Linked DNA regions of Homo sapiens: all the other regions are linked to region 4. The links are chromatin contacts, found by Hi-C or POLR2A ChIA-PET in ENCODE. All regions are on one chromosome and are shown on one strand. Each heading gives the region's core, a stretch centred on a gene start or an enhancer-like site at or near the end of the contact. The rest is flanking DNA. Distances are from core to core; before and after follow the strand shown.

The links. Hi-C counts contacts between places; a loop is a spot of excess contacts on that map. ChIA-PET counts read pairs that join two places held with the same protein, here RNA polymerase II (POLR2A). Pooled maps may share reads with other maps.
Region 1: a loop to region 4 is called in a pooled map, with 4 times the contacts of the local background. The contact joins the enhancer-like site here to the promoter of PDCL in region 4. A Hi-C loop is called at or near these places in 7 of 50 pooled maps. POLR2A ChIA-PET finds 5 or more read pairs at or near these places in 3 of 52 experiments (H1, OCI-LY7 and activated T-cell).
Region 2: a loop to region 4 is called in a pooled map, with 4 times the contacts of the local background. The contact joins the enhancer-like site here to the promoter of PDCL in region 4. A Hi-C loop is called at or near these places in 7 of 168 maps with a recorded cell type or tissue (A673, CD4-positive, alpha-beta memory T cell, GM12878 and 4 more), 23 of 37 single-sample maps with no recorded cell type and 15 of 50 pooled maps. POLR2A ChIA-PET finds 5 or more read pairs at or near these places in 5 of 52 experiments (BJ, GM10248, H1 and 2 more).
Region 3: a map with no recorded cell type shows a loop between it and region 4 (8-fold over the local background). The contact joins the enhancer-like site here to the promoter of PDCL in region 4. A Hi-C loop is called at or near these places in 1 of 37 single-sample maps with no recorded cell type and 3 of 50 pooled maps. POLR2A ChIA-PET finds 5 or more read pairs at or near these places in 1 of 52 experiments (GM12878).

The regions. Positions count from the first base shown.
Region 1 is chr9:123,316,725-123,322,891 of GRCh38, forward strand. LOC105376265 (a long non-coding RNA gene) reads right to left here and starts at 5,270. Exons shown (of 4, transcript XR_930331.3): 1 at 5,193-5,270. RefSeq lists an enhancer at 1,426-1,535. Within about 2 kb of position 2,252, at least 6 of the 41 ENCODE cell types and tissues checked have a DNase peak (open chromatin) inside an H3K27ac peak, as active enhancers do.
Region 2 is chr9:123,333,414-123,339,205 of GRCh38, forward strand. It overlaps LOC124902266 (a long non-coding RNA gene), which reads right to left. Exons shown (of 2, transcript XR_007061760.1): 2 at 3,988-5,718. Among named protein-coding and RNA genes, the nearest start is that of CRB2, 20 kb to the right of the region's middle. RefSeq lists enhancers at 4,652-4,811, 5,672-5,792. Within about 2 kb of position 1,963, at least 7 of the 41 ENCODE cell types and tissues checked have a DNase peak (open chromatin) inside an H3K27ac peak, as active enhancers do; they include A673 and OCI-LY7, where a contact is called at or near this core.
Region 3 is chr9:123,172,738-123,179,303 of GRCh38, forward strand. It overlaps STRBP (spermatid perinuclear RNA binding protein), which reads right to left. Exons shown (of 19, transcript NM_018387.5): 4 at 6,270-6,490; 5 at 940-1,105. Among named protein-coding and RNA genes, the nearest start is that of MIR600HG, 61 kb to the left of the region's middle. RefSeq lists enhancers at 2,057-2,768, 3,489-3,548. Within about 2 kb of position 3,139, at least 4 of the 41 ENCODE cell types and tissues checked have a DNase peak (open chromatin) inside an H3K27ac peak, as active enhancers do; they include GM12878, where a contact is called at or near this core.
Region 4 is chr9:122,825,542-122,831,449 of GRCh38, forward strand. It overlaps PDCL (phosducin like), which reads right to left and starts at 3,047. Exons shown (of 4, transcript NM_005388.5): 1 at 2,930-3,047; 2 at 1,075-1,251. The coding sequence starts at 1,246. RefSeq lists an enhancer at 2,949-3,243.

The DNA of each region.
Region 1 (6,167 bases), core at 1,002-3,501, 490 kb after region 4:
CCTGTTTCTGAGCTCTTCATGGGCTTGTATTTTAAAATAATATATATATTTATATATTATAAAATTATATTAAATATGTTTTATATAGATAACATATTAATATAATATAATATAGATAATATATAACATATTTAATATAATTTTATCATATTAATAATTATTAATATATAATTATATATTATAATTATATAAATATTATATAAACTATAAAATATAAACATTATATATAATATAATTATAATATAAATATTATATATAATATATTATAATATAAATATAATATACATATCATATATTATATATAATTATATATTACATATATAATTTGAGAGAGACAGAGAGAGGCAGGTCTCGCAATGTTGCCTAGGCTGGTCTTGAACTTCTGGCCTTAAATGATCCTCTTGCCTTGGCCTCGCAAAGTGCTGGGATTACAAGTGTGAGCCACCACACCCTGCCTCTTCATGGGTTCGAATAGGCAAAGACGGGCAGGATTTGGGAAAGGGTATGGGAAGAATTTGAAGGGGTGAACAACAGCAGCAACAGCTAACATGGTGGAGCTGGCGCTGTGCTAAGTGTTTCCCATAACTGTTTGATGAAATCCTCACCACCAACCTACTATCTTCAACTTTTATTATCCTCACTTGCAGATGTGATTAAGGTTCAGAGAGGTTAGGTAACTCTGCTATGATCACACAGCTGATAAAATGCAGAGCCAGGCCGGGCGCGATGGCTCGTGCCTGTAATCTCAACACTTTGGGAGGCTGAGATGGGCGGATCACGAGGTCAGGAGTTCAAGACCAGCCTGGCCAACATAGTGAAACCCCGTCTCTACTAAAAATACAAAAAATTAGCCGGGCGTGGTGGCGGGTGACTGTAATGCCAGCTACTCAGGAGGCTGAGGCAGGAGAATCACTTGAACCTAGGAGGAGCGGGGGTTGCAGTGAGCGGAGATTGCGTCACCGCACTCCAGCCTGGGCGACAGTGAGACTCTGTCTCAAAAAAAAAAAGCAGAGCCAGGTTCACAGTCGGGCCATGTGGGAGCAGAACGCTTGCATTTAACCACGGCACTGTCTTGCCTCTCAAGGGAGAGAGATGCACAAAGGATGAAGGAAAAAGCCTGAGGAGGCTGGGAGTTGTGGTGCCATGGGAGGTAAAGGTGCCAGGGAAAACTTCCTGAAGGGGGAGTTAACAAAAGAACTTTTATTTATTTTTTATTTTTATTCTTTCTGAGATGGAGTCTCGCTCTGTTGCCCAGGCTGGAGTGCAGTGGCTTGATCTCAGATCACTGCAACCTCCTGCCTCCACCTCCTGAGTAGCTGGGATTACAGGCACCTGCCACCACACCCAGCTAATTTTTGTATTTTTAGTGGAGATGGGGTTTCGCCATGTTGGCCTGGCTGGTCTCGAACTCCTGACCTCAGGTGATCTGCCCACCTTGGCCTCCCAAAGTGTTGGGATTATAGGCGTGAGCCACCGCGCCCGGCCACAAAAGAACTTTTAAGAACAGGATTGTCCAGTGTTCGTTGGAAGGTATATGAATTGCAGCGCTTCTTAAAACCATCCTTCTGACCTCCCTAAATCTCCCTCTGCCTGCTTTGTACACAAATACCTTCTGAGATGGGTTTCTGGTGAAACAGAGGAAGGTGCTGGCTGAGTTCCACGTCTCAGTCAGAGCTGTGTCAAAATGAAACAGCAGGCCTGGGTCAGCGGCCCAAGCCAGACACTAAACGAATTTAGCAGAAGCTGCAGCTCTGATGCAGAGGGGAGTATGAAAAGGCAAGCCATTCCAGAACTCTCCGAAATATTGGGGACAGTGTTACACTTCCATAGGGTGTGAAATATGCATTTGAACTGATATTTTTGAAATAGTCAAGAGGAAGGGAGGCCCCAGCTGACAAATGGATTACACAAAGGTGGTAAACTGATGCCCCAAACCCTGGGAACATCAGCTACCTCTCTACGCCCCCATGCCTCCCCTTGGGCTGGAGTTGGAGGATGAAGACTCTGGGGTATGTTTGGCATGGGGTGGGCTGATGATATATGCAAGAAAAAGGCCAGAGAGCGGCTTGGAGTCCTTGGGTCTCAGTTTCTGGAGGCAAAAACCTTCTTTTTGGTACTGGGGCATAAGGACAGTCAAATGAACTTCTAAGGGGAGGGTCCTTGATGCTGGCTCCCAGATCCTGGGCTGACTTTGCTGCCATTAATGGAAGGGTCCCAGGGCTTGGCGTGGAGCTGACTCTGAAGGCAGGCCTCAATTGGCTCCTGTTCTAAGGAGAAGGGAAGAGAGGGGCAGGGAGCCAGGCAGAACTTGGCAAGGGACAGGGAGGAGGGAATGAGACCAGGCTGGTAAACTCTGATGAGGAGAAAGTCTGGAGCACTGGGCCTGGAATGGGAGGGCAGCCTGGGCCTGGAGGGGCTGCCTCAGAAGCAGCCGAAGCAGCAGCCAGAGCCGGCGAGAGGGAGATGGCAGGAAGCAGGGAGGTAAACTTGTCCCGCTGCCCACCTGGGCAGACTCAAAAGCCATTAGGTTTCCCAGAGCAGCAGGCTTGGTGAGAGATGCATCTTGTCTGCTGCCAGAGGGGAGGTCTGGCCAGGAAGACAGCCAGGAGTCAGATCTCCCAGCTGCAGAGCTCTTAGGTGAGTTCCTAGCTTTGCTCCCTTCCCTCGGTGTCGGCTTCTCCCAGGCTCCGTTTGTTCTTCTTGCTGCCGCTTCTCTCCCTCTATGCTCTCCCTCCGAGGTTTGCAGTGTCACCTGCATCCTGACAACTACCAGAGTTCCAGCTTCTTCCCTGAGTTCTCTCCTGGGAGCCCCTGATCTGGCATCCTTCACCCCATGCTGTGCCACAGACCCTCACATTCAGGGGGTCCCAAATTGAATTCTTCTGCCTCCCTGGGGATAGGGAGCAAAAGGTGACAAGTGCTCTTTTCTTCGTCCCCCAACCCTCACCCGCAAAGGGGAGAGCTATGCGCCAGACCTCAAGCCCCCTGGCGGAGCCAGCTTCCCAGGAATCCGACCCCACCCTTGGCCTCGCGCCTCTCTGCCTCATGCTGGTGCTCTTCTTCCTTTCCATCCAATCTGGGCTCTCCCTCTCGGCTGCCTTCGCACCGTGCTGTGGAAGCCATGGCCCCCGCTCCCCGGGAAAACGCAAGGTGAGGGGATCCTGAGATTTGGTTTGGCCTTGGAGGGAGAGGCCATCCTGAGCTTTAAGTCAACCTAGGAAGGGCATGGGACAGAGGACAGAAACCCAACTGACAGCACAGGGACCTGTTTCCTTCAATTCTCTGTTCCCTGCAGAGATGGCTCCTTGGGGACTGCGCAGAGAAGAGTGAAGGGAAAGATGGTGTCAGAACTTCCTGGGTCCCTCTGTCTAAAACCTCTCAATAAAACCTCATTCCACCCTTATCTCCAACAATCTTTCCCCCTTCAAATCCACTCTTGCTTTTGTATTTACTTTGTAAACAGCTGAGGACCTTCAGCTCTTAGGTTTCCAATTATGACACAATTTTATTTTTCTAGTAACTGCCACCAACAGGACTCCATGAAGCCCTCTGCCTGGCTGGGAGTTATGTGTCTTTGACCACACCTGGGTTCCATTTCTTTCAGATGGTTTTGGCTATAAGAACAGTCTTATTCTAGTTAAGACCTGGTAATTTTAAAACTTCAGGCTCAGGCCGGGCATGGTGGCTCACACCTGCAATCTCAGCACTTTGGGAGGCCGAGGCGGGCAAATCACCTGAGGTCAGGAGTTTGAGACCAGCTTGGTCAACATGGTGAAACCCCGTCTCTACTAAAAATACAAAAATTAGCTGGGCGTGGTGGCGGGCTCCTGTAATCCCAGCTACTCGGGAGGCTGAGGCAGGAGAATCGCAGACCCAGGAGGCAGAGGTTGCAATGAGCCGAGATCATGCCATTGCACTCCAGCCTGGGCAACAAGAGCGAAACTCTGCCTCAAAAACAAATAAACAAAACAAAACAAACAACAACGAAAAACCTTCAGGCTCAGATCTGTTTCAAAATTTAGTTCTTCCTCTGCAAGGCAAGCTGGGCTGGGAGCTCTAAGGGCTTGAAGTGTGAGTGTGTGTGTGTTTTGGGGAGTTCAGAGGTCACACGCACACACACTCACACCCCTTCTCTGGGCTCACCCCTAGGGTTGGGGCTTGAGGAGAAGAAAGAAGGACACAGCTGTCTCTGGACTGACCCTTGGCTAGAAGATTGTGTGGTGCCCCTCCTGTAACCCATGGCTGTGGTGGGCTGAGCTCAAAGCCTGACACCTGGCGGTTGTAGGTGAAGGCCCCTATAGGCCCCACTGATCAGGGACTCAATTCCAGGCCCCTTCCTCAGGCACTGGTGGTTTCTCCCCAGAGAAGTGACACCTTCCAGTTAATCTTTGGCCGGCCCCTGTGCCACACCCCTCCCTTATGTTGAGATTCTTGGACCCGTGCTGAGAGGGTCCAAGCATGGGTTCAAGAATCTGCAGCCCCCGAGTCTTACCTTCCATAGCCTCTGCTCCCAGACCCCCGTGTCTCCCAGGAACCGGAAGCCCAGGGGCCTTTCCCTGGCACTGCTCTCCACAACCCCATCTGATGGCCCTGGGGCTGAGCAGATGTCTGGCCAGGGAATGACACGTGAGTCCCCCCGCTTCTTACAGTCACCCCCAGACTTGATCAGCAGATCAAGTCTCCCCTCCTCTGCAGAGTTCTGAGGGGTAGAGAAGACATTTTTATGTCTGAAAAGGTGTATATGTGCAAATTCTGGTGTCTCTCAAGGTAAAGCTCAACCAGACCGATTTGGCCTCTCTCCCCCTGGGGGACAGAGTCTCAGGGTGGCTCTCACTGGTGACCTCTGGAACAGAAGATTCCTATCAGGACCTCCCATGGTGCCTTTACACCAGCCTTGCCCACAGCATCTTCCCAGACACAGGGCTAGACATCCGGAAGTCAGGGCATCATCCTAACTGCCCTCTCCTCTTTCCTGCCCCACAACATCTCCTCGGTCACCAGACCTACTTCTCTGCTCCTGGTTCAGGTTCAGGTTCATGGCCTGGACGTCAGCACGGGTCTCACTAGTTTCCCTGCCCAAGTTCCTCCCCTCCACTGGCAGTGACCTTCCTAAGCCTTAATCTTAGTTTCATCACTTCCCTTCACATCTGATGGCTCCCTATTACCCAGAGAATCATATTTCAACTTCTTACTTTCAAATTCTAGGCTTCTCTTGATGTGATCTCCACCCTCATCTCCAGCCAGGTACACACAGTGTGACAGTTGGTAATGACTGGCCCCAGAGCACTGTGTTGAGGGCTGTGAGGGTTGAATCAGGGTTCAGTGGGAAGGAGAGTGCGGTGATCAATTAGTGATGCCTGCCATGGACGCAGGGGCGGCAGAACTGCAAGGTTTTTGCCACCCTGTGCTAGTCATATTAAACTGTCCACATTTTCTCACCTGGAATCCAGCTGGACTCTCCTTCTTTCCTTTCTCCATGGCTCAGGATTGGGGTATGAAGACCCATGTCTCAGGTTATTGCCACCATGAACTCACCATTCTCCCCCAAACTTGCCAAATATTTACACATGCTGTTCCCCGCTGCTGAGACTCCCTTCCATTTGTCCTCCATTGGACAAATCTCTCCTCATTTTTCTGTCCTAATGAACTCGGGTGACCATGTTTCTCAGTTGCCTGGGCTTGCACTGTGGTGCTGGCATTATTAATAACCAATCATTATTAATAGCACCCCTTTCACTTTCACACCTGTCTCAGTTTGCACTATGAATCATCCATGCTTACCTGGATTCTAGCACATGTGATGCCAAAGACCCTTGTGTCATTTAGGTCTGTCTTGTCAACACTCATCCCAGTGTCTGGCACAGATAGGATCGTTGGAGTGGAGTGGAATTGAGCTAATGGGAAGAAGGAGAGAAAGCAGGCAGAAGGGTGAGGTGGGGAGACCCAGTGGCCCCAGTCAGAGGAGTGGAATAGTCAATAACAACATCAGAGAAGAAACCAGGGCTTCCAATCAGGCCTGCAGATCACTCCTGGGAGGGGAGGGGCCGTGATGGAGACACCGATGGGGTAGAACATAAACAATCTGATGAGGAAGGCCCAGACCTTGCTGGCTCACTCATGGCATCGGAAAGTGAGAGATCTAAAAATAAAGCTGGCAGACAGAGAGG
Region 2 (5,792 bases), core at 713-3,212, 510 kb after region 4:
TCTTTCTTTTTTGAGATGGAATCTTGCTTTGTCATCCAGGCTGGAGTGCAATGGCACAATCTCGGCTCACTGCAACCTCCGCCTCCTGGCTTCAAGCAATTCTCCTGCCTCAGCCTCCTGTGTAGCTGGGATTACAGGCACGTACCACCACACCCAGCTAATTTTTGTGTTTTTAGTAGAGGCAGGGTTTCACCATGTTGGCCAGGCTGGTCTCAAACTCCTGACCTCAGGTGATCCACCTGCCTCAGCCTCCCAAAGTGCTGGGATTATAGGCATGAGCCACCACGCCTGGCCGTCAGTGATATAATTTTGAATCAGCTATGATTTTTAAACAAATCAATTATCAGGCCCCACACCAGACCATTTGAATCAGGATCTCGGGGGAACCTGACCTCCAAGTGGCTCTGGTGTTCCAAAGCTTCCCAGGGGCTTCTGATGTGCAGCTGGTTTGGGGAACCACTGTCCTGTGTCTTAGTCACTCTTGGTGACAATTGCTGATGGGAAAGCATCAGACCTGAGGGTGAAGAAGGATCCCCAAGTGTTAATAGGCACATGAACCTTGAAAAGGCCAAGACTGTATTGGGCAGGTGGTTATTTCTGAGGTCTGAAATGGACACACATCAGTATCAGCCTCTTCCTGACTGCAGCGGGGACCAAATCTGTCCCCTTGCCACAAAACTGACCTGAGAGCTGAGGGCACTGGACAACCACATGATTCTCCCCCAGCTCAAGAGCGTCTTTCCCTGTCGTATATTAATTTACTCACCGCGTGTTTTAGATCTGCCTCTTGGGGGCCAGATATTGCACTGGGTGTTGGGGAAGCAACAGCGAACAAGGCACGTAGCCACATCCCTCAAGGGGTATACAGACCCATGGTTGTAACTGGACGAAGATGACTATGTTCACCACAATTCCTGGGAAGAGAGGCTGCAGTGTAGACCCCTCTCCCGTTAATGAAATCTATAGCAGAGGATGTATTGTTCATGCCTGGCTTGTGACAGGCTCAAGAAGGAGTTGAGTTTCACATTGAGGTTGACATATTGCAGATAGAGATATGAGTAGAGGAGAGTGAGCTGTGGAAAAGGGATCTCAGGGGGGTTTGCAGAAATAGCAGGGGTGGCAGGTTCTGGCTGGGTCCAGAAGCTTTTAATCTATTACTTGAAAGCATGAGGAAACACCTGAAGGAGACGTGTGTGATATGATGGAATACAATGAGACTGTCAAACTAGCCTGGGGAGGTGGGGGAATCATCGTGACCATTCATTGAGCTGTGATTGTGTGCCAGGTTTTGTGCCACACATGCCATATGCATCATGTCTCAAGTCCTTGTAAACACTTTACAAGATAGACTATTATGCTCATCCTATGGGTCAAGGAAATAGAGGCTCAGAAAGGTAATATGACCTGCCTAAAGACACACAGCTGGTTTGTTGCACAGCCAGAAGTTTTGTTTGTTTGTTTTGTTTTTTGTTTTGAGACAGGGTCTCACTCTGTCACTCAGGCTGGAGTGCAGTGGTGTGATCTTGGCTCATGGCAAACTTCGTCTCCTGGGCTCAAGCGATCCTCCCTGCTACTCTGGGATTGTAGGCATTAATCCTTAACCTCCAGAGTAGCTGGGACTGTAGGAGTGTGCCACCATGCCCAACTAATTTTTAAATTTTTTATAGAGACTAGGTTTTGCCATGTTGTCCAGGCTAGTCTGGAACTCCTGGGCTTAAGTGATCTGATCTGACTGCCTCAGCCTCCCCAAATGCTGAGATTACAGGCGTGAACCACCGGGCCTGGCCAGAGCCAGGATTTGAACCCAAGTTTTTATGATTTGAAAACTCATGCTCAAAGCCCCTACACTGTAGAAGCTGCCTTGGTATCTATTTCTCCCTTATCAGAAGGCCCTCATGCCTACAGTTAGAGGAAGGGACAGAACTTGCATGCACACCAGGCCACCTAACGATGACACACAAGATGAGCATTGTCAACCCCATGTTATGGCTGAGGGACTCAGCCTCAGAGAAGTAAATGAACTTGCCCGAGGTCATAGATGAGAAATAGCAGAACTGGGATTGGAGCCCAGGGTCTTTGCCTGGCCCCACCTGCCCTCTGCCCTCACAGCCCTATTACTCCTTCCATGATGGGGGTGGCAGACATCCCAGGCTGGGTCTCCAGAGCAGGCCCAAGTCTGGGCCTCAGGGCAAGGTCATCAGGAGGCCAAAGAGGGAAATCTTTAAATGGTGTCAGGTTCATTGCCTTTGTGGCAGAAGGAAGAAAAAAGAAGAGGCACAGAAGCAAGGAAGATGGAGCTGATTCCTGCTTAACTCACACCCTCTCGTTTGGCTGAGTCAGCGATGCAGGGAGGCCTCCCTGGCCTCAGCACAGAATCGCAGGAATCTGCAGATCTGCTGGAATTTCTCTGCACTGGCTGGCACGGGAGGTGACGAGAGCAGAGGAAAACGACTGCTGTTTTTATTCTCTGGGGCTGGTTTCTTTCTCTCCCCACTCCCCCCCGGCTTCTTGCTCATGTCTTTGAAAGGCCACTTGTCTCTGACTTGCACAGCACTCAACAGTCTAGAAAGCCCCTACAAAGAGCTCTTCGGTCCCCAAAGTGATTTATGATTTTGAAGTGCTTTTTGGATTATGAAAGGCTAACCTACAATAGCCTCCTCACTGCGGCAACATTTACAAAGTGCTTTGCAAGTCACACGGCATTTTATAGTTTGCAACATTCTTTGCAGCCAAAAGGTGCTTACCTCTCCAGAGGGGACTTCAGAGTTTGCAAACCCTGGTCACACCTCTTCCTTTATTTAAACTGCAGTACAGCTCTGTGATAAAGGCTGATAATAATATCTATCACTCATATGGCGTTCACAGTGTCCTAGATATTCTTATGAGCGCTTTACATACGTTCACACATTAATGGTTCAACAACCCCGCAAGGTTGCCACTATTATGATACCCATTTACAAATAAGGATGTTGAGGCACAGCCAGGTAAACCTTGCCCAAGATCACAGGGCTGTTAAGTAGTGGAGCTTGGATTTGAGGCATTGATGTTTGATAGGATGACGACACATTTTGTATCCATTTTTCATATGAGAAAAACAGAGGTCTAGGGCAGTAGCCAGTTCTGTCATGCCCCCCATGTGACCTCAGACTGGTCTTGGCATGTCTCTCGGTCTCTTTTATCCTTCTCTGCAGAACTGAAAGGATAAGCCCCGCCCTGCTCTCTTCTCAACTCTGAACAAATGTGAGGTGTGGGGGTGATGATGCTGGAGGGAGGAGGCCAAGCCTCAGCACCCCCACCCTGGCCTTGCTGCCTGTGCCAAGGTACCAAGCCTTGCCTCAGCTTTCCCCTCTTGGGTGTGGCTCCACTCTGTACAGAAGGCCACCTGGAGGCCTTTCCTGAGATCTCCTATCTTACAGGTGGAGGGAGAGTAGGGTGATGGGGTGGCATGGAGGAGGGAACTTCACCGAGGGCCCAACTCCCATCTTCTGGGTAAAGTCCTCTAGTGAGAGCCCAGAAAAATCACAAGAGTCCAGCCCCCCAGCCATTGACCAGCTGGAGAAACTGAGGCCCCAAAAGTGGAGGTACTTACAGTCACTCAGAGAAGTGGGTGCAGAGGTGGGGCTGGAATTCATCTCCATGCCCTTCCCATGGCCTGTGCTGGGAGTGTGGCTTCAGATCTGAGAAGGCCTTAGATCATTTGTTCATTCCTTCATTCATTTGTTCATTCATTCTTTCATTCAGCTAGTCAGTCAACAAACATTTCTTGAGTGTCCACTCTGTGTCAGATGCTAGATTTAATAATTGTGGGTATGGCTTGGTCCCTGCCCTCATGGAGTTTATAGTCTAGCACTGTGCTGCCCAGTGCAGTAGCCTCTGGCCACATGTGGCTGTTGAGCAGTTGAAATGCAGCTGTTCCAAACTGAGATGTGTTACAAGTGTGAAATACACACTGGATTTTGAAGACTTAGTATGGAAGAAAGTAAGATATCTCAATGATTATTTATTTATTATTATTTTTTTTTTTAGACAGAGTCTTGCTCTGTTGCCCAGGCTAGAGTGCAGCAGCGCAATCTTGGCTCACTGTAGACTCTGCCTCCTAAGATCAAGCAATTCTCCTGTCTTAGCCTTTTGAGTAGCTGGGACTACAGGCACACGCCACCAATCCTGGCTAATTTTTGCATTTTTAGTAGAGACAGGGTTTCACCACGTTGGTCAGGCTGGTCTTGAACTCCTGACCCTAGGTGATCCGCCTGCCTCGGCCTCTCAAAATGCTGGGATTACAGGCGTGAGCCATGGCACCCAGCCATTAATAATTTTTTTTATCTTGATTACATGTAGGAATGATATTTGGAGTATAGTGGGTTAAACAAAATATTAGATTAACTTCTTCTGCATCTTTTTACTTTCTTAAACAGTAGTTACAGGGGACGGTGGTTCATGTCTGTAATCCCAGCACTTTGGAAGGCTGAGGCAGGAGGATTGCTTGAGTCCAGGATTTTGAGACCAGCCTGAGCTATATAGGAAGACTCCACCTCTACAAGAAATAGAAAAAATTAGCTAGGTGTGGTGGCACACGACTGTAGTCCCAGCTACTCAGGAGGCTGAGGTGGGAGGATTGCTTGAGCCAGAGAGTTCGAGACTGCAGTGAGAAGTGATTGTGCCACTGTACTCTAGCCCTGCTCATTCTTCTGAGAGGAGGTGGCTTCCTCTTGCCAGTGAGGAGGTCTCTTGGGGCCCGTGTGAGCAGCCGAGTACTTGGGGGCACCAGCTCTGTGGCTGTACCACCTGGACCTGGTCTTGATTCTGCCACTCACCAGCTGTGACTCACCACCCCACAATGACCCACATGATTACAATTGTGCTATGGGTCTTTTTTTTTTTTTTTTTTTTTTGAGACAGGGTCTTGCTCTGTTACCCAGGTGGGAGTGCAGTGATGTGATCACAGCTCACTGCAGCCTCGAACTCCTGGGCTCAAGCTACCCCCTAGCCTTAAGCTCCTGAGTAGCTGGGACTACAGTTGTGCTCCACTGCGCCCGGCTAATTTTTTAAAAAATAGAGACAGGATCTCACTTTGTTGCCCAGGCTGGTTTTGAACTCCTGGGCTCGAACAGTCATCCTACCTCGGCCTCCCAAAGTGCTGGGATTACAGGCATGAGCCACTGTGCCCAGCCTGTGCTGAGTTTTGCAGGGAGAGCACTCGAGCAGGTTAATGGCAGCGTCCGGCCAGTGGAGGAGGTGGCATTTGAGTGGAGGCCCCCAGGGTAAGGAGAAGCAACTAGAGGGGAACAGCATGCTGGACCAAGGGAACAGCAGGGATGGAGATCGGCCCTGTTGAGGCCCTGAGAGAAGCAGGTCAGCTTGGCCGAGGCTCAGAGATCTGGCCAGGAGGGGGGCCCTGGTGGTGGACAGAGGCCAGATCACAGGACCTCAAGGGCCACACTGAGGAGATTGTTCTTTATCTGGAGGGCAGCTGGGAGCCATGGAAGGTGTGTAAGCATAGGAGTGCCTGGAAGCCTCAAGCGCTCTCTGGCCTTGTATAAGGATTGAGAGAGGCAGAGTCTGAAGCTGGCTTTCTCTTCCTCCAGAGAGGTGGCCCATGGCAGGGCTTGAATTCTCGCCAGGTGGAGCTTGCTGGAACTCCAGCTTCACTGCTCTCTCGCCGTGTGGCTGTGTGACCTCAGCCAGATGACCTGCCTCTCTGTGCTTCGGTTTCCTTATCTGTAAAACAGGAATAACGGTGGTGAGTCACTCGAGGGTTCTGCGAAGACTTGGTGACGTAACGCTTGCGAAGT
Region 3 (6,566 bases), core at 1,889-4,388, 350 kb after region 4:
AAAGAAAATGATCTAGTAACAAAGCTAAGAAAAACAAACTTAGAATTCATACATCTTGAAAAAAAGACCCCTTTTAAAAGATATACAAATAAAAGAAACTAAATTTTAAAAAGTGAGTGGTGGTGGGGAGCATTCAACAATTCACAAGTTTGGACTTAGAGGCCAACATCTATTTCTGTGGCATTGATATGAAGACAAACTAATATAAAATTATCAAAAGCTGTAATTTAATTGGACCACAGACAATATGCATCTGAAACTGAAGATGATCACAGACTCCCAATCAGTGATGCAATGAGTCCTTGGGGTAGGCTGGCAGGGCAGGTCCTAGAATGACCAGAACCCCAGAATGGTTACCTTCATCCCTGAGGAGCCTTCAGCCTTCAGCAGCATCCTCCAGGGAACATGCCAGCATCATATTTTTCTAAATGCATCCCAGTGTAAAAAAGGTTTGGAGACAAGAAATAAACAGTAATTTCCATTAACAGAACAAAGAGGTGGCAAATTAACTGAGTCTTCAGTTTTAAAAATTACTATCTATGAAAGTCTCTCGTTGATAAGAAAGTCTCTTAGTCGCTAGAAAGTATCTAGGCTGTTTTCAATCTTCCAATTCTTTTCTGCAGTATACCAACCCTTCCAAGAACTTTATAATGGTGAGACCTAGCCTGGAAAAAATGAAGATTCTCAGCAAGATACAACGGAAAAGTTTAAGATGGTACCTTAATGGCCATCTTAATTTGGTAAATATATCCTGAGTACAAATCACCAGAAGTTTGCTTTAACTGTGATGAATTAGTCATTGACCCAGAGTAGCAGTACTCATTTTGTCTGTGTCTATCCTATTAGCTATTAGCAATTCTGGTTAATAATTTTTTCAAAGTCACTACCTATTTCACCTTTTTACAAATTCGCCTAGAGGTGCAGTTAAACTGTACTCACCTGAATCTGAATAGGAAGATTATCTTTGACTGTATTTAACAGGGTCTCTGTGGGTTTGTCTTTGCACATTAAAACCAGCTCCAAGTCCATATCATCTTTAATCAGCAAGCCTTTTGCAACCAGGCCAATCCTCATTACACCACACAATGTCCGACCACCTTGATCCCTAAAAATAAAAGTCTGCATGATTACTTTCACAACCTATTTCCCAAACTATAACTTAATCATCACTTGGCTTCCTGAATACTCTTACAAACTGATAAGGGAGTATGTAAATCCAGACATCCAAGTATCCACAAAATTAAGCCTCAGATTTGAGGCTTATAAAGTATCTATCTTCCCTCAAGGAGTCAATGGGGAACGTATTTCATACTACAGATCTTGTAATTCTTTACTACATTTATATTGCTTAAGAAAACTCAAAAATACTGTATTCTCTTAAATATTTTTTCAAATTGTTCTTTTAAATTTCCTTCTGGCCAGGTGCAGTGGCTCATGCCTGTAATCCCAACACTTTGGGAGGTCAAGGCAGGAGGATCATTTGAGCCCAGTAGTTCAAGACCAACCTGGGCAACACAGTAACACCCTGTTGCCACAAAAAATGTAAAACAATTAGCCAGGTGTAGTGGCATGCACCTGTAGTGCCAGCTATTCAAGAAGCAATGGAGAGAGGATTGTTTGAGCCCAGGAGGTTGAGGCTGCACTGAACCATGTTTGCACCACTGCACTCCAGCGTGGGTGACAGAATGAGACCCTGTCTCAAAAAATAAAAATAAACTTCCTTCTGTGTTAGTAGTAATTAGGCAATTTGTGAGGAACATGAATACCACTGTATATTGGGAAAGAACATCAGCACAGAAATCTAAAAGACCTGGATTCTACTCGTAGTGCCTGCTGACTCAGTATCCACAACAGTAAAATGACTATTGGCTAGATGAGCTAAAGTTCCTCCCAACTATATCATTCTAAAGTGCCTCCCTTTCTATATCAGCTTATGGGGAAAGCAGAAAAATGTGATAAAAGTATAGAGCTAAGGAAGGAAAGATAAACTGCCAGCATATGCATTCCAAATCCAGGAGTAGCTAAAAGAGCAAACACTCAAAGAAATCAAGTCATAAATGGTGCATAAGAAAGGTGCTCATCTATCCTTGATTTTAATTCTAAAAGTTTCTTATTGGTTCATTTCCCTTAATCACAAATGAAAATAGTAACTAAGTTTAACCGTCTTTCAACAAATAAGCAAGTGTTTGGGTATGGCAAACATATTTACAGGAGTTACAGTCTCTCCTGCTCCTGAGGCTTACTCTGTAGTTAAGCAACAAAAGCAGTAACAGTTTAAGTGCCCTATTTAAAAGGGGAAGAGAAAGTAACATCTGAGCACAAACAGGTGTCACATATTCTCATTTAAATCTCACCACAAGCCTCCATTTGCAAGACAAGAAATGTGAGCCTCAGAAAAGTTAATTGTTCAAGTTCACCAAGAAAGTAAAATGGCAAAGCCTAAATTCAAACCTAAGTTGTTTTGACCACAACATTCAGGTCCCTTACATTATATGATTGCTTCCCAAGTTCAGAAAAGGGAGAGGTCAAAATTAGAGATGTCAAGCAAGGCAAACTGAAAGTCTGACTTCAGCAGAATCTTGATCTACCTAGATGGGAAACAGTCATTCTAGCTATAAGCAAAGAATCAGCAGAGTTGGGCAAGAATCAGCAGAGTTGAGAATAAAATGGAAAGGGAGAAGGAAGAGAAACAAATTGTGGCAGTGGAAACTAGAAAGGAAGATAAATAATCCAGCCATGGGTTCAGTGCCTGGCACACTTATAGAGATTCAATAAACATTAAATCAATGAAAAATGTTAAAGGTGGTATAAATATAGAAATAAAAAGCATTTTAAAGCAGGTGACCAAGTGTAGGCAATTGTCTGATATTAACAATAGAGAATCAGTCATCTTTGATTTCTTCTTCCTCTGTATCCTTGTCCTCTCATTCTTCCAAGTCTAATATTGTAATGGTTTATAAATTATCCCTCTATAATCACCATCAAACTTGCAAACCAGTTTCTTCAGGCTTTTATTACCTCTCACGTAGACCACCTCAATAACCTCCTCCTTACTGGCCTTTCTGACCTCTGTCATCTCCAAAGTACTGTATACAGCAACCAGAATAATCTTCCAAAGGCGCTGATTGGATAACACTCTACCTACTAATTCATTGGTGTCCCACTGAACACTTGGACACTTACCATATTGGAAAGCAATTTAGAAAATGACATCGCTTCCTGGTTCAAATCCTGGCTCTGCTACTTACTGTGTGACATTGGACAAATTTCAAATAACTTGACTTCTTTTGAGCCTGCTTCCTCATTTGTAAAACAGGAATAATACCTTTCTCACAGAGTGGTAGTGAGAATATATGTTAACAAACTTTGGCCAGAGCCCAACAGATATTAACAGCTCAATAAACAACAGTTATTATTCCTTAAACAGTTCTATACTTTCTCATACCTAGATCGGTGCTGAGATTTATTTTTTTCTTTCACTTTCACCACATGCCAAAACCCTACCCCTATCCATCCTCTGAGCCTATTCCAAGTGCTACCTCCTTCATGGAGCTTTTGCAGATTTCCAGAACCAGCACATCATCGTCTCTCCCTGCTCTGTACTTTCACATGTTATTCACAGGAAACTGAAGAATAGATGCTAAGAAAACTGGATCTGGAGTCAGAGAAACTTCAATATGAGTCCTGGTTCAACCACACATATTTACTAAGTAGCCTTAAGCAAGTTAAAGTTTGTTAATGATTCTGAGTCACTCTTTTTTTTATAAGCAAGTTTGGAGCACAGGAAATTTCACAAGTAAAACAGGAGTGGAGAAAGGAAGATAATAATATTAGAGACTGGTAGATTTGCTGCAAGATAGTAGGAAAAGTATGTGGTACAATAGTTGGCACTCAATAAACAGTAGCTGTTATTAGCTCAGTTATTAAATTCTAAACCATAATTATGATATACTTGGTCTTATCAGCCCACAGGTAGAAGACAGCATGATTGAGCAAAAAATCAATTCCTAATTCAAACAGTTCTGAATTTCAATTTAAAAATTGGAACATAGCAGTTATTGTAAAGCAAGCAACCCAATGTATTTGAATTTACTATATGTGAATTTAAAATTAAAAACAGAATTCTAATATTCCTAATAATACATATTGTAGGACCTTGTATAAGTTATTTGACTTTTGAATCCATTTTGAAAAAGGTAAAGCATTAAGTTAAATTAAGACAGCATAGGTAAAAGCTGCCTAACCGTGCCTGGCAATGGAAAATGCTTAATTGCTTAATAAATACAAGCTACCCCCCACCCATCTCTGTGTCCTTCAGAGTGGTTAACACTCACCAGGTGCACAATATATGTTTATTACCAGAACACAACTCTGTCCTTGGAATACATGCCAGCCTCTGATATAAGAATAGAATCTCATTCTGCACTCCTTGAGTTCCACCACATGGGAAGGATCATAGGCAAGGGCTCACCCAGGGACTGTTCCACAAAACGGAAAGACTGTACATAGACAACCAAGAGCATCCACACACAGAAGTATAAAATCCAGGCCTGGCATGGTGGCTCATGTCTGTAATCCCAGCACTTTGGGAGGCCAAGGCAGGATAGCTTGAGGTCAGGAATTCGAGACCAAATTCGGCAATGCAGCAAGACTCTGTCTCTCCAAACGAAATTCTTTTTTTTTAAATTAGCCAGGCATGATGGCACACACTTATAGTCCTAGCTATTCAAGAGGCTGATGTAGGAGGATCACTTGAGCCCAGGAGTTCAAGGCTACAATAAGCTATGATCACACTACTACGCTCCAGCCTGGGCAACAGAGCACCCTATCTCTAAAAAAATAAAAATAAAAATAAAACTTCAAATAAAAGTATGGAGCATATTATCCTGTACAAGTCTTTAAATCACAGACCTCATCCAGTTAAGCAAGTCTATAGGAGTGCTTTCCAAAATATGCCAGGCTTGAGAAGAAACAAAATTAGAAAATGTATTAAAAAGACATAAACTTCACTGAAATGTATACTTACAATTAGTAAAAATAGCAAATCTTATGTTATATATTTTACCACAATAAAAAAATTTTTAACATGACATAAACATGTAGCAAAGTGCAACTTAAATCTGGAATACGTGACTATTTAACTTGCACAGGAGCTGAGATACATATAGAACTAAATAATTAGATAACATTACTAATGAACATGAATTCCAAATCTAACAGTAACATTTGTACAGACATCATATATGAGAAAAATTACACATTTCCAAGAACCTTCAGTGACAAGACCATGACCAGACACAATGTATAAACTGCCTGTAAATAGTTTAAAAAAATTGTGCTCTTCAGCAATAAAACTGACACACTGATTATCTTTGATCTGAAGATAAAAAAAGTTATACTATCTTTCAGTGAAGAAAATCCATTTATCAATACTTTCCTATTATTATTTACTTATCACACTGATTTAAAGTTAAAAGCTGCAAAAATTCTGTAACCTCTTTCACTTACAAATTATAGCCAAAGCAATGTTTTTATTCATAGAGTATAGTCAAATGAGCTCCATCTTTCAAAGTTAGACACTTATTCCAATCATTGTGACAACTGCTCAAAACAGTAACTTTAAGCTTAGCCTGGCATAAAAAGATTAATGACCTAACTCCAGGTACCATTTCAGTTTCACTAATCTATTATTGTCACACTTAGAATATGCTACTATAATTGTTGAGGGGTGTGGGTCCCATTAGATCTTTATCCAATCCACAAATATACAAAGAGCAGTTATGATATGCAAGACACTGCTAAATTCCTGGGAATCAGTGAGGTAGATACAGTCAAAAATACCTTTAAAATACATTTTCCTACACTCTTTCTTCTACACAAGGATTTTTAAATGCCTTACAAAAATGGTATTTTATGATCTCCCCAGAGATCAAAAACACTACTATTTATTTGAAAATTTAGGAGGCTGAATCAACACAGGAAAAAGATCATAACTTTGAAACATAATGATTTTAAAGGACTTGGTGTTCTCTCAAAAGGGATCCTAAGCAGGTCCATTTTCTTTCTCTGGCTCTAATCTTTATTCTTTACTTGCTTTCCTTTCAAATTTAACTCAGAAAATCTCCATGTAACATTTACTTCCTTGGTTATAGTCTCACATATGCATAAGACAAAATCCAAAAAACAGCATAACACACACTCAATCCAGCAGACCTTAGAGCTTTGCTGTGCACTCTAGCACAGCGTCCCAGAGGTCAGTCCACACTCACTTGGAATAGTTTTCTCCGGCCTCATCTTTCTTCACTTCTGTCTCACCCTCTGTTTTTGTGCCTTTATTTGTTTCATCCAACCAATCTGAGACATGTTTAAGAGCACATTCAACAGTAGATACCATATTCTGAACAGCTTCAAGTTCCTCCGGAGATGGATAGATTGTTGAATGTTTCACCATAACATGGCGATCATCATTAGCAAAAGATCGAATAGATCTCTGTTAGAAGGAGAACGAAAACAATTACTTCAACAAAAGAAACATCACCTGAAAAAGATGATATACAACTATATCT
Region 4 (5,908 bases), core at 1,797-4,296:
AAGAAACTATAAAATACTTTTAAGTACATAAAAATAAAATTTTTCATCCAGGAAAAGAACAAAAGAATATAAAGTCAAAAGACAACAACAAACTGAAAGAAATATTTACCACTCATATCACAGATTAATTTCCTTTATAGCTCCCCAAGAAGAAAAAAAACACCTAATTTTTTAAATGAGCAAAGGATATAAAAATCTCTCTTAAAATTATGAAAAGAAGTTTAGGTTCCCTCTTAAAAATAAATATGGGCCCAGTGCATTGGTTCATGCCTATGGGACGCTGAGGCAGATGATCGCTTGAGGCCAGCAGTGTGAGGCCAGCCTGGGCAACAAAGTGAGACCCCATCTCTACAAAAAATAAAGAAATAAATTAGCTGGGCACGGTGGCAAGCGCCTGTGGTCCCAGCTACACGTGGTCCCAGCTTTTTAAGAGAGGAACCTCATGGAAGCTGAGGCAGAAGGATCATTTGAGCTCAGGAAGTTGAGGCTGCAGTGAGCCATTATGGCACCAAGGCACTCCAGCCTGAGCAACAAGGTGAGAACTTGTCTTAAAAAACAAAAAAACAAAACAAAACAAAAAAAAGGTGGTGGGGGCGGAAATAAACCTACAATGAATTACTACAATAGCAAAGATCAAGGAGTTTCATAACACAGTAGGAGGTCAAGTGTACGGAGAAACACAGATTGCTGATTAAACTATAAACTACTGCCACCTCAACTCAACTGACAGCAATTTGACAATATTAAAATGTACAAGTGTAAATATGCCATTTTTAGGAATTTGCACTACCCATATACTCATACTTGTGATTTATGAGATATCAAACTGTTAATACGAGATGCAGGATTCAAATCCAGGCCAGTCTGTGTTCATTACCATGCTGCTATGCACATACATTTGTATTGTGCACTAAAAGGCTAGAAGCACACATAATGAAAAGACTAGGTTACCTCTGAAAGTGGGACCAGAGTTAAAAGTGATCAGGAGAATTAATTTATTAATATGTATTTAATTAATATGTATTTAATGTACATTTTTTAAGCCTGTTCCCAGAGCCCAGGGTTTCTCAGTACCTGTGTTAACTGAGATGCCTTCGCCTGCCAGCTCAGCCTCTGCAGGCACAGAACTGCTGGCTGGGGCACATCTGCCTCGGTCCTTGTCCTCGTGGTCACTGTCCTCATCCTCACTGCTGCTATAGTAGTACTGCAGTTTCTCCCCCAGCAACTTATCATCAAGGGTGGTCATGGTGTCTGGAAAAAGAAAGCATATCAGGTTCTTTGCTGATTTGAGCCAGACAGACATGAATCTGAAGCATAGGGGGCTCGCCTGTGCTGAGATCCTACAATTTCCAGGACACTAAAGTGATTATTTTCATAACCAAAATCTTAACAAATCCCTACCGTTACCCTGTGTGTTAGGGCTTATCACACTCTTTAACAGAAGGTAAAACTGAAGCTCAGATAAAGGAAGAGTCTTCACCAAGCTTAACAGCGAATGACGGAGCTGGGACCAGACCCCAGGGATTCCTGACTCCAAGAGCCTGAGGTATAAATTACTCTAGTCTGAGTTAAGTGTACAAGCCACCTGCACTGGCTTGGAGGAATCTACTGACTAGTGGTTTTATCTGTGCTTTTAGTTTTCCCACCAGCTAAGACTGCTGCCTAATTGAAAAATTGTTTAAGTATCCTCAGGAAAAACCCCAAAAAGAGGCATCAAGAGTACAATGCTGAGTCACTATTTGTCTAGGCAATCACTCTCTGTCACCAGCCTTCAACTTCCCAGACAACACCCTGAGGGCTTGGATGGATGGTCTCTGAAACGCTACCTATTCTGACAGTTTAAAAGAAGGGCCCATACAAAGATTTTAATAACTCCCAAGGGTTTAAAGGACTATGATGGCCGGGCTCGCGCAGGTAATCCCAGCACTTAGGGAGGCCGAGGAGGGAGGATCACTTGAGACCAGGTATTCGAGACCAGCCTGGCTAACATGGCGAAACTCTTGTCTCTACTAGTAAAAGCAAACAAACAAACAAACAAAAATTAGCCAGGTGTGGTGGCGGGTGTCTGTTTTCCCAGCTACTCAGGAGGCTGAGGCACGAGAATCTCTTGAATCCGGGAGGCGGAGGTTGCAGTGAGCCAAGATCACGCCACTGCACTCCAGCCTGGGAGACAGAGCGAGACTCTGTTTCAAAAAAAAATAAAAACTAAAAATATAAAGGACCAGGCTTCTGCATCAGAAGTAGCCAAGGGCATTCTGATGAAAAGATGCAGCTTAGCCCCCAGAGGCCTGCTTGAGAATTCAGCAGGAATGCGGCTGCCTTAAAGACTTATCACCGGGCCTATCATACTCCATTTACAAAGTGACTCTCTCCCACCGGGCAAGGAGTTCTTGAACGTAGGGACCTCTAGTCACTACCTCTATCCCCAAAGCCCAGCACAATGCCGCTGCACAATTTGCTAAACTCGCAGCCTGGGTCAACGGGAGAATCGGAGGACTCCAGCAGTCAGATGCAAAGGAGACAGGGATCATGGAGAGACAGGTGGAGGTGCCAAGAAGGAACAAAACCAAACTTAAGGCCCAGGAATGGGCCAAGCGGGGGACACAGCAGCGGCGGAGGGGAGGGAAGGAGTTGCGCTCCTAAAGGAGGGACCGCTGCGGGGAGGAGACGAGGGCGGGCCCCCTGGAGACGCGAGCAGAGGAGGCGGGGCCCCCGGACGGGAAGCAGAGGGGTGTGTGGAGCTTTTGGGGGAAGGCTGGAAGGGCCCGGGGGAGGTGGGGCCAGAGGAGGAAAGGGGACGAGGAAGACGCGGAGAACTTGGGGGTCGAGACAGAGCGAAGAAGGGGCAGTTTTACCCAAGCTCGCCAACCCCACTCCCTCCCGTAGTCCGCAGCTGCTGCCGCTTCCCGGTGGACCCCAATGCAGTTACCTGCCCTAGCTCGCTCCGGATCCCTTTGGGCCAGCAGCTCCGGGCGCCGGAAGGAATGGAGCACTTTCTTAAGAGGAAGAGCAGTGGGTCAGCGCCCTGAGCGCTAAAGAGAAAAGCCGCCGAAGCCCGACAGCGCGGACCAATGAGGCGGCCTTCCTGCGTCGTGGCGGACGCGCATTGTCCAATCAGAAGCCGCTACTCCCAGCTGAGGGGCAGGGGAGAAGCTACGGGTCCTACCTTGGAACAAAACACCTCGACAACAACGCTCTCCTAATTGCTTTGTTTTGGTTTTAATCTGCACAACAAAAAAGTGAATTGTATGACCCAGCGTCAAGCAATAAGAAAAATGTATTCACAGGCCGGGCGCGGTGGCTCACGCCTGTAATGCCAGCACTTTAGGAGGCCGAGGCGGGCGGATCACTTAAGGTCATGAGTTCAAGACCAGCCTGGCCAACACGTTGAAAACCCGTCTCTACTAAAAATACAGAAATTAGCCGGGCCTGGTGGCCGACGCCTGTAATCCAAGCTACTCGGGAGGCTGAGGCAGGAGAATCGCTTAAACCCAGGAGGCAGAAGTTGAAGTGGGCCGAGATCGCGCCACTGCACCCCAGCCTGGGCGACAGAGCGAGACTGTCTCAAAAAAAAAGAAAGAAAGAAAAGAAAAATGTATTCACTTCCCTTCGAAGTTTCCGAAGCCATTCAAAGTGTGTTTTTTATTGGTTCTTCATCGCATCACGTCTATTAGACGGAAAAGTGACTCAGAGACGTTCGGTAATTTGCCCGAGAGCACAAATCCCTCAAGTACAGGGCATAGATTAAAATATATATATATATTTTTTTGACGGAGTTTCGCTCTTCTTGCCCAGGCTGGAGTGCAGTGACGCGATCTCGGCTCACTGCAACCTCCGCCTCCCGGGTTCAAGAGATTCTCCTGCCTCAGCCTCCAGAGTAGCTGGGATTACAGGCGTCCGCCAGCAGACCCGGCTAATTTTTTCTATTTTTAGTAGAGACGGGGTTTCACCATTTTAAAGAAGCGGCAGCCAGGAGTGGTGGCGCGCGCCTGTAGTCCCAGCTACGCAGGAGGCTGAGGCGGGAGGATCGCTCAGCCCAGGACTTGGAGGCCAGCCTGGGTGACAGAGCAGGAATGTAATGTGAAATCCGGAATTGGCTCCTGGTATAGAAAAAGGACATGGGGCCGGGTGCGGTGGTTCACTCCTGTAATCCCAGCACTTTGGGAGGCCGAGGCGGGCAGATCACCTGAGGTCAGGAGTTCGAGACCAGCCTGGCCAACATGGCGAAACCCCGTCTTTACTAAAAATACAAAAATTAGCCGGGCATGGTGGTGCACACTTGTAATCCCAGCTACTCGGAGGCTGAGGCAGGAGAATCGCTTGAACCCGGGAGGCGGAGGTTGCAGACAGCTGAGATCGCACCACTGCACTCCAGCTTGGGGGTCAAGACTGAGACTCCGTCTCAAAAAAGAAAAATAAAAAGGACATGAATGGGACAACTGACGAAATTTGAATAAGGCCTATTAATTCATATTAGTAGTATTGTATCAATAGTTTTAATAATTATACTATGTAAGATGTGAACTTTTGGAGATTCTATTAGATGAAGAATCTAGGGAAGCACTATCCTATTTTTGCAACTTTGTTTTCTTCTTCCAGGGTAAAGCCATACTATGATATTTTGCAACTTTTTTTTCTTTTTCCTCAGGCATACTTTGTCGTCTGTTTTTGCAACTTTTTTAAAACCTAAAATGATTTCAAATTCTGAGCCCTTGTTGAAGTATCCAATACACAACCGTGAAGTTGCTCATAGAAAGCTTTGGGTAAATTGAATCATAGAAAATATTCTAGAAAGATACACTGTTTAAAATAGGGCTCTTAATTTGGGGTAGGGGATCTTAATTTGTGGTTCTAGGACCACCTGAAATTGTCTGCAAATTTCTGTACCTGCCTGTTTTCAGAGAGGCTGTTTGCTGAGGCCCTCAGAGGAGTCAAAAAATACCACACACAAACACACACCCATTCAAGAATACTGTATTAATAAGTCCGTTTTCATACTGCTGTAAATAAATAACCCAGTGTCAGGCAGTTCATACTGCTATAAAGAACTGCCCGACACTGGTTTATTTATTTATTTATTTATTTAAGACGGAGTCTTACTCTGTTGCCAAGGCTGGAGTGCAGTGGCGCAATTCTCGGCTCACTGCAATCTCCGCCTCCCAGGTTACAGGCTCCCGCCACCACGCCCGGCTAATTTTTGTATTTTTTAGTAGAGACGGGGTTTCACCGTGTTAGCCAGGATGGTCTCGATCTCCTGACCTCGTGATACACCCGCCTCGGCCTCCCAAAGTGCTGGGATTACAGGCGTGAGCCACCGCGCCCGGCCATATTCAACCTTTTTTAAAAAAAGTAGAAATGGGGTCTTGCTATGTTGCCCACGTTGGTCTCAAATTCAGACCTTTTAATATATTCAGTCTCCTGGTTGTATAGATATAGTGATGTCTTTGTTGGGAATGTAGCTTGCATCTGTCAGGAATATGTGTACATGAGTTAGCTATCTAATAATATCCAACAGAACCACTCATTTTTCCTGTTAGAAATGTGGAATGGGCCAGGCATGGTGGCTCACACCTGTAATCCCAGCACTTTGGGAGGCCGAGGTGGGCAGATCACGAGGTCAAGAGATCAAGACCATCCTGGCCAATATGGTGAAACCCCGTCTCTACTAAAAATACAAAAATTAGCTGGGCATGGTGGCGCACGCCTGTAGTCTCAGCTACTGGGGAGGCTAAGGCAGGAGAATCGCTTGAACCCAGGAGGTGGAGGTTGCAGTGAGCTGAGATTATGCCACTGTACTCCAGCCTGGCAACAGAGTGAGACTCCGTCTCAAAAAAAAAAAAAAGAAATGTGGAATGATGTGGATAATGAAGTTTCTGTTTAATGAGCATACTGTATGTAATTTATAGTT